Regions from separate parts of the Homo sapiens genome. Here region 2 is linked to region 1. The links are chromatin loops, found by intact Hi-C in ENCODE. Cell type or tissue: Caco-2. All regions are shown on one strand. Links, peaks and the distances in the headings refer to the core of each region. The heading gives the core; the rest is flanking DNA. Region 1 holds the start of LOC101927010 (a long non-coding RNA gene). Region 2 overlaps SLC15A2 (solute carrier family 15 member 2).

Evidence for each region. Peaks named below come from ENCODE experiments on the same cell type or tissue, not always from the same donor. Only the 100,000 strongest peaks of a DNase experiment are listed, where the experiment ranks them.
Region 2: it touches region 1 in a loop (7-fold over the local background); 1 of 110 quality-filtered maps calls a loop at or near these places.

The regions. Positions count from the first base shown.
Region 1 is chr3:121,988,041-121,992,440 of GRCh38, reverse strand. ILDR1 (immunoglobulin like domain containing receptor 1) reads left to right here. Exons shown (of 8, transcript NM_001199799.2): 8 at 4,033-4,400. The coding sequence ends at 4,074. LOC101927010 (a long non-coding RNA gene) reads right to left here and starts at 4,262. Exons shown (of 2, transcript XR_241555.5): 1 at 2,813-4,262; 2 at 1,862-2,624. In Caco-2, for the core only: no CTCF peak of the experiment used is centred there; a DNase peak (open chromatin) is centred at 2,260.
Region 2 is chr3:121,922,022-121,926,421 of GRCh38, reverse strand. It overlaps SLC15A2 (solute carrier family 15 member 2), which reads right to left. Exons shown (of 22, transcript NM_021082.4): 8 at 4,120-4,202; 9 at 3,561-3,647; 10 at 3,293-3,382; 11 at 3,156-3,200; 12 at 2,039-2,071; 13 at 1,389-1,477. Among named protein-coding and RNA genes, the nearest start is that of SLC15A2, 30 kb to the right of the region's middle. In Caco-2, for the core only: no CTCF peak of the experiment used is centred there; no DNase peak of the experiment used is centred there; H3K27me3 peaks cover 176 bases.

The sequences.
Region 1 (4,400 bases), core at 401-4,400:
TGGGGCTGGGTGTGGTGGTTCATGCCTGTAATCCCAGCACTTTGGGAGGCCGAGGCGGGTGGATCACCTGAGGTCAGGAGTTCAAGACCAGCCTGGCCAACATGGTGAAACTGTGTCTCTACTAAAAATACAAAAAATTAGCTGGGTGTGGTGGCGGGTGCCTGTAATCCAAGTTACTCAGGAGGCTGAGGCAAGAGAATCACTTGAATCTGGGAAGAGGAGGTTGCAGTGAGCTGAGATCGTGCCATTGCACTCCAGCCTGGGTGACAAGAGCAAAACTCTGTCTCAAAAAAAAAATTTATAATTAATACATCCAAATGACAGCAGTCCTTTAATGTTGCCACTTTGCAAAGATATGTTGCCATTGCTCAAAAACATTAATAAACTGCCTCAGAGCCAACTTACAGGCTACCCATGAAGATCTTTTCTCTATTTGACCAAAATCCTTTTCTCTTTTGCTTCTGTTGAGATAGTCAAAGGTATATGCAGTAACTCTGAAATAAGTTCCCGGAGCAGAGAGATATTATAAAAGAAGAAGTGTAGTCTGTCACAGGCTTTGAAGGATACAACTCTCATTTGGAAGTACATGTTCTGCTGTGAGTTTTTTAAAAACTCAATCACATACATGGTGTGTGCAAAGGAGCAGGCCTCTTAGGAGAGCCACACTGCTGCTCTTTCTAGAGCAGAGCCTTGGTGAGAGAGTGATTTGTGAGGAAGGTAGCAAAGACCAGCAGACATTTCTGTAATAATTAATGGCAATTATGTCATCTTCTCACAGATGTCCCTTGAGTGACAAGGATCAACAAAATAGTGAAAATAGCTACCCCTTGCTAAGCGGTACTGAGTTATAGACATCTTATATAACATCTTACTTAATCCTCACAACAACCCTGTGTGTTTTGTACTATTATCCTCATTTACAGATGATACAACTATTTCTTCCGTGTTACCAGTAAGAAAATTACGTCCTGAAAGAAAACACAATCACACTTCCTTTACTCATGTAGTGACTAAACCAGGTCTCTTCATTATAACAACAACAACAAAAAAAGTTAAGATCCAGTTTTGGGCCCCAAATCTACATGCTATCTTCTTCTAAGTTAAATTATTTTCTTTTCATTTTCTGTAAGTTAAATTATGTGACTTCTTGTAAGTGAGAAAAGGGTGAGGAACACCAGTTACATTCCAGACACTGGATAAGCCCTTTAAGCCCTTTCCAGGCTTTCTTTTTTTTTTCTTTTTGAGACAGAGTCTCGTTCTGTCACCAGGCTGGAGGGCAGTGGTGCAATCTCGGCTCTCTGCAACCTCTGCCTCCCCAGTTCAAGCGATTCTCCAGCCTCAGCCTCGTGATTAGCTGGGACTACAGGCATATGCCAGCACACCCAGCTAACTTTTGTGTTTTTAGTACAGATGGGGTTTCACCATGTTGGCCGGGATGGTCTCGATCTCTTGACCTCGTGATCTGCCCGCCTCGACCTCCCAAAGTGCTGGGATTACAGGCATGAGCCACTGTGCCTGGCCTCCAAGCTTTATTTCATTTAATCCTCACAACTATGGGAGCCTCTGAGAGGTTGAGTAGCATGCTCAAAGCCACACAGCCAATAGGGAGTGAAGCTTAGGTTTGAATTGCGCTTTGATTCTCAAGCCTGTGCCCTTTCAATAATTCATGCTGCCTCCTTAGAGAGAAGTATAGTCAAGTGCAGTGGCATGTACCCGTAGTCCCAGCTACTCAGGAGTATAGGAGGATCACTTGAGCCCAGGTTCTAGGCTCAGTGAGCCATGATTGCACCACTGCACTCCAGCCTGAGCACAGAATGCGACCTTGACTCAGAAAAAAAAGGAAGAGAGAAAGAGATTATCATTTGGAGTCAATGATATCTTCTGGTGACTTTATTTCTTCCTAATTTTCTGAAAATATCACAGCTTCCTTTACCACCTACCACAACCAAACCAAATTTTCAATTGTAAAGTTACTCCCAAGAAGCAAAGATTTTGTACAAGAAATTGTAAAAGCCTCCATTGTTTGGAATCTCTTTGAGCTTATCTCCCAAGGAGTTATCACTTTACTTATCACATTCAACTTTCCATTCATATTCTGACAGTGAGCAGAGGCCCAGGATCAAAGCTTGATTTGGCAGATTGCTCAGTTTGAAGGCACTGTGTTTAGTTTGTTTTGTTTGTAACTGGAATTTTGAATGCATTTACTGAGGCAAAGTCTGCAGGGCCAAAGTCTTGCTGTTCCCTCCTCTCCTTGGGGCTGGCTGCTGCTTCTTACACAGGCTGCCTTCCTAGCCTCTGGAGTCATTGGAGCTTGTAGTGAAACATCCTAATACAATTGGGCCTCTAGATGGTGACCTTCCATCATGCAGCACTGGAAGTTCCTGTTTACTGCTTGAGTTGATAAGATGTATCACTATTTTCCTAAAGCAGGCTTTCAGCAGCTACAGCTTTACCATAACTTTTTATAAAATGCTTATTTAAAATACTTCATTTGGCATTTAGAGAAACATAAATGGAACAACTTTTTTTGTTGTTGTTCATGTGGAACCTTCTCTCTCAAGAGTAATATTTGACAAATAGATATTGACAAACAAGGGCTTCCATGCAGATGATTTCATGGTAACCTGAAATAGATAGGAACGATATGTTACACAGTGCCCATGAGAAAATGGAGGTTATATTGAGGGATCTTCCACCCAACTTCAGAACCAGGATTCCAGCCAAGATCTTCTCAATTCAGGTCTGGTGGCGTTTTCACTCCACTGAAGCTATAACCTCAGAAATATAAGGGGCAAAAACTTCAAGCTTTTACCTTCAGTGAGTACAGACTTGAGTGGCCCAGGCTCCTGGACTCCTTCCAATGAATTATCTTTCCTTCTAATCTTGTCCTAAGACATTCTCAAGGTATTTCTGGCTTCTTCCAAACTTGGCCGGTATACACCTGTTCTAATACAAGAGAAAACCACTGTGTTCTTTCTTCTCCAAGCTAAATTCAAACTTTCTAAAGAGAATCCCAGCTTTTTTCTTGACTTTTTGATTTAATGTTTAAAAAGTTTTATGTCGGCATTCTTAATCTCCTACTTTCAACAAAATGTCTACTCCTTGATCATGTCTAGGTTTTCTTTTAGCAAACTTGGACAAGTTCCTTTTACCACATTTCATTGTTTTCCGTTATGTCAGAGAACATTTATCCTGCAGTATTTTGATTAGAAATCATGACCCCTAAAACTCACTTTCCTGATAAATTGGAAACTTTTTTTTATAGCAACATGAATGTACATACATATGTGATCCCTTTTGAGCAGTATATTTTAGGACAGATACTTCGTTTTCTTATTTCAAATAAGATGAGGAAGGTTACATTCATGGACCACAAGTATAAGTATTCAAAACTTAAATAAAATGATCCCCTACCGTAGCTAGAAAAATATGAGAAATGTAAACCACAGTTCTTCACCCTCACCGAGGAAGTGGAAAAAGCCCAAAGACCAAGTAGAGTGGAATAACTTCTGAAAAAAAGCCACTGAGTTTGGTCAGGAAGAAGTAATTAGTGATCTCTGAAATACAACTTCAGAGAAATACTAAGGTTTGAAGCCAAACTTTTTAGAAAAGGGCTGGGAAGGAATGATTCAGGAGATTATAAAAAGGAAAAAGAGAACTGAGCAATGTCTTCATGAATGAATGGGAGAGAGATGGACTGAAGAATGGAACAGGGTACCCCTTTTTCAGTCTAAGGGAGACTTGAAGGTATTAGAAAACAGAGCAAGAGGCAGAGTGAATTAGACTGGAAGAAATTTTCAGAAATTAAAGGTATTTGAGGGAGTCTCTAGAGAGGTAAGCAAGAAAAACCTAAGCCTGGGGAGAGAGATTGGTTTCATGAAGAGTAAAGAAATACTTTTTAGGTTCAGATCTGCTGTCCTGGCAGCCACCACCCACTTAGGATTTGTAAATCAAGAGCACATTATGTGTTACATGCATAGACGGATTGCACTGACTGGATTTTTTTTGTGTGTGTATTCTTCTATTTCCCAGGAGAAAGACAGCTCTCATAGTGGAAGGAGTGTGGTCATTTAGTCACCAAGCACAGCACAACTTCTGTGGCTACTTCTCGGCTCCTGTGTGTCATCAGCATCACCTAGGTTTCCAGCTGACTTGGGAACTGCAAGTCTGAGTCTAACAGTTTTTGGCTTAGATTCTGAGAATCAAATAGAAGAATTTTAAATACAAGAGTTTGAGATTGGGTATAGTGGCTCACACCTGTAATCACAGCACTTTGGGAGGCTAAGAATCACTTGAGACTAGGAGTTCAAGATCAGCCTGGGAAACATAGTGAGACCCCGTCTCTACAAAAAATATAAAAATTAGTTAGGTGTGGTGGCATGCACTTGTAGTCCCAGCTA
Region 2 (4,400 bases), core at 120-4,119, 66 kb after region 1:
AAAGCAGGAGCAAGTGAAGGGTAGGGAGATACTACATGCTTTTAAATGGTCAGATCCCACTAGAACTCACTATCATAAGGACAGCACCAACGGGATAGCACTAAACCATTTATGAGGAATTCATCCCCATGATCCGACTACCTCCCACCAGACCCCACCTCCAACATCCAACATTGGGGATTACATTTCAACATGAGATTTGAGTGGGTACAAATATTCAAACTGCATCAAAGACTTTTCCTGATTTGATCCCAATTACTTTCCTTTTTTAAATCCATGTTTCCATGACCAATTACTTTTCAAGGGATTTCCTAGAACTCCCCTTCATACATTCTTCTTTCTTCTTGTTCTTGAGTCACATTGAACTGCTCTTCTCTGTGATACACCACATTTACCCACCTCCATCTTTGCTTATGATGGTTTTTCTATTCGCTATGTCATAACACCAAAAATAATGGCAATACAATCAGGTTTATTGAACAAATGCCATATGCCAAGTGCTGTACATGCTTTACCTCACATTCCTCTGCAGAAATCTGTTGGCTTTGGCAGGGGAGGGACTTTTTCTTTTCTACCTCTCCTTGGCACTTGATCTTCCCTTCTTAGGACACTTATTTTACCTGTGTAGTAGTTGTATTTTATATATATATATATATATATATATATATATATATATATATATATATATATATATAGTCTAGCCCCTTTACTAAGTAATAAACTGTTTGAGGGAAATGTTGTTTTTTTTTTTGCTTGATTTATATTTTCATGACACTTGGTCCTAAACTTCCCAACATTTGCTCAATGAACAAATGACAAAGGGCCATTTTCATCTGGTAAAGTGGTCATCACAATGAAATTGCTATTAAATCAAGAATGAAAGAAGGCTTGAAACTTTCTTTTGCCAAACTCTAAAAAAGACTAGTCCTTCTATTTAGAAAAAATTTCAGGCAGTAATTGGGAATAATTCAGTCCCCAGTCCTACTAGGTTCCCCATTTGTTTTGTAGGGACAACAGGAGATTTAAAGGGATTAGTAGTCATCAAAGGCCTTGAGTTTCTTTGAAGAGACAACATTCAAGAACAAAGAAGAAAGTTGGTTTAGGAGCTAAATTTCACATATTTTTGGTTTGGCATGAAACCTAGACCTGCCCCTCCACCACCATTACACAGTTAAGTCCACAGTAATGGCTTTGACTCTCATTAATTATATCTAATTCACATTTTTCAGGGTCAATAGGCAGTTAGTCTAACATGGAAAAATAGAAGCAGATAGATGATAAACTAAAACCAATCCTCACTAAGAAAAATACTGACATTGAATCTTTTTCAAACTGGGCAAAGACTGAGTCAATTTAGAGTAATCCATACAGACATAGTGAACACTTACGAGAAGTTAATTCCACACTTGGAGACCAGACGATAAATGACAAAGTCAAACAACGGGATGAAGATAAGAACCAGAAGGGGATTTAGAACCTGTAACACCATGATAAAAAGGATTAGCTACAAATATTCTCCTATCATGAGTGTGAGCACTGCACTCATTTGCTTGTTTACACTCTGTCTCACATCTACACACACTTTTGTCATTGTAAGTACAGAATGACTCCACATTCCTCAGTCCATTTACACCCAAGACCCTATTTCCCTTGCATAGCATTTTAGCTTTCAAATATCCCAAGGGACAAGTTTCACTCTGAGCCTGTCTTTCTGCCAGCCTTATTGTGAGCTCTTTCCTCTCATGACTTCATTGCTCACAAAATAAGCCTTACAATTTCTTTTACAAGATTTTGATTATACTATCTTGACTTGGAAAAAAATCCAATGCTTACACTTAACCCGTTGCAAGTTAAGTACTTAACAGGGGATGTGAAGGAGAAGGGTGGGGCTTAATGGGAATGTTTTCATGTCGAAGCTTGGCCCTTATCAGCGTACAAGGAGAAAAGCATCAAATTATGGTTGTTAATCGTAATACTGCAGGTGGAGGCATAGATAAGGAAACAAATAAGTCCCCATGGCTATAGAAGAGTCACATACCTGCATCTGGTCCGGCTGAAGCACAAAAAACCCCTGAAACATTTTAACAAATTAATTTAGTTGATGTCTGAAGAAAAGAAAAAAAAATGTTGGCCTAGATCAATAATTTTGCTAGTTAGCAAGTGAGAAACATATGAGAGAAAATTCATCAGGTCTTTGGTTCAGGGCCACTATTTTGCTGTTAAGATTATTTGGGGGATGGGAACAGACTTGGGAAAGCTTCTGGCTATGTTTGCCAGGCAGATGGGCCTAAGGGAGAAATTATTTTCTATGTATTATGCTTTCCTTAACTTGAAAGAGAATAGAGTCAGTGCATTTTTATTGATCTCAGCAACTGCAGTTCTAGGTTGTAATAATATGAAGGGCAAGACATCATGGTTAGGGTGAAGACTCTCCCTGACACATAGTGTTTCCAAAGTTGTTCTCCAGAGGGTCAACAAGAAGACCACCATGGTAAATAAGAGACAGCCAGAGGAAGGGAAAAGGTAAAATTATATTTTGCAGGCTCCAAATAGACTGACTAATAAGACCCTGGTATCATTCTACTCTGTCTTTTCAAAAACTGAGAAGATAGAAAAATAATACACTAATCTAGGAAAAGAACAATTGAGAGTAGAGATGGTACCTTATTTGAGTGGGCTAAAGAATGGAGTTTGGAAAAAGAGAAAATAATACGTATAACCTTCTCATTCTTTCCATATCCATACATACAAAATATTCCATTTCCCACAGGTCCCCTGCTGTGATCCTTGTTGAAGAGATAGACCAATTGCGTAGTAGTGCCACTCAAACCTGTCCCTGCTGTACTCTGGGATAGGCTTAGACAGAAGAAAATCACTATCCCAGGTTACGCATCACATCATTTGCTAGCCTCTCAATACTTCCTTGTATACATTGAAACTTTCTCATCCTTATGTTCCTGATTTCTAAAGAGAAGATTCTGGTTTTTATTTCTAAACTAGCTTTCTTTATCTTTGCCTACACGGTACCTTCAGGCTAAAAGCACTTCTCTGAAGATCTTGTTAGTTTTCAGGCAAAATCACAAAGAAATTAATTTTTCCCCAATATGGATGATGAAGAAAATAATAGACTTCTCTGGAAAATCTCTTCTACTCACCAAATTCCTATTCATCCTGATGGCTTGCAAAGTCCATCGTGAACCCTAGGGCAAACAGATCCTGTTATGAGAAATCCCTTTCCTGTGAGAGGGAAGTGGCTGTAAGGAGCGGTAATGTCCAAAAGAACTATTCTTACCTGCTGATCCAAAAGAGCCCAGAACATGGGCAATGGGATATAAAGGAATAGTACCCTGGTCAGTGCCTTTACATCCATAATGAGCTGCTTCTGCGAAAAGGAGGAAGAATGGGCAGAAATGCTAGAAGTTCTGTACATGGCTTTCTTGCTTAAAGTAGAAGTGTCCAAAAAACAGTAGAGAGGAGGTTGAATGCAGTAGGATAGAATCATTTTGAACATTAGGAAAGACTCTATCAAGCCATAAGATGTTTCTGCATTTCCAACTTACTGGATATTTCTCAGCCGCCCAGTCTAGCCAGTGCTGTCGCTTTGGAATGTCTCCAGAACGGTTCTTGAAACGATTGGAAATAGCAAACTAGGGCAGAGAGTAGACATCATGGGAGAGACAAAGAGAAAAACATCCTCTGCCTTTTCCAACTTATTATACCTTCCTTCAAACACCATACTTCTAGTGACTTATTCCAACTCTTTGACCTAATCAGGCATTGAATTTCAGAATATTTCTGATATAATTTTATCTATCACTTTAAGAAAGAACTTGCCATTCAAAACAAAAAATAACAACAAAAAAGAAAAAATGTTATCTGTCTATATATAATTACATTTCAGAAGATTTTTGCCAACTTAAAAAGATGATTACTTTTTTTAACTTAATGGTTAAGTAGAGGCATAAGAAGAAGACTGGTTAATCTTAGCTTGTTAAAAAACATGAAAATAGAATAGAGGTCATTGAGAAAAATGTATGCCCACGTTTGAAGGCCCATATTCTCAGCATAGCATCTCTTTCTTTTGATTGAAAAAGGCAAGAAAACAATTTATGGACTTACCCAGATACATTTGAAAACTTGAGCCACTATGTTTCCTTCAGGGGGTGGTTTATTGTATATTTTGCTTCCCATTGCAAACACAACTGCAGTTGATACACAAACAAGGTTCTTAGCTTCTCATTTATTAGGTTGGTGCAAAGGTTATTGCAGTTTTGCCATTACTTTCAATGGCAAAAACCACAATAACTTTTGCACAAACCTAAATAGCACATTCAGTATATCAGCGCTAAGGACAGAATGCTGAACTGTGGGAGTGGCTGGCAAATCTCATAAAGAGGGAG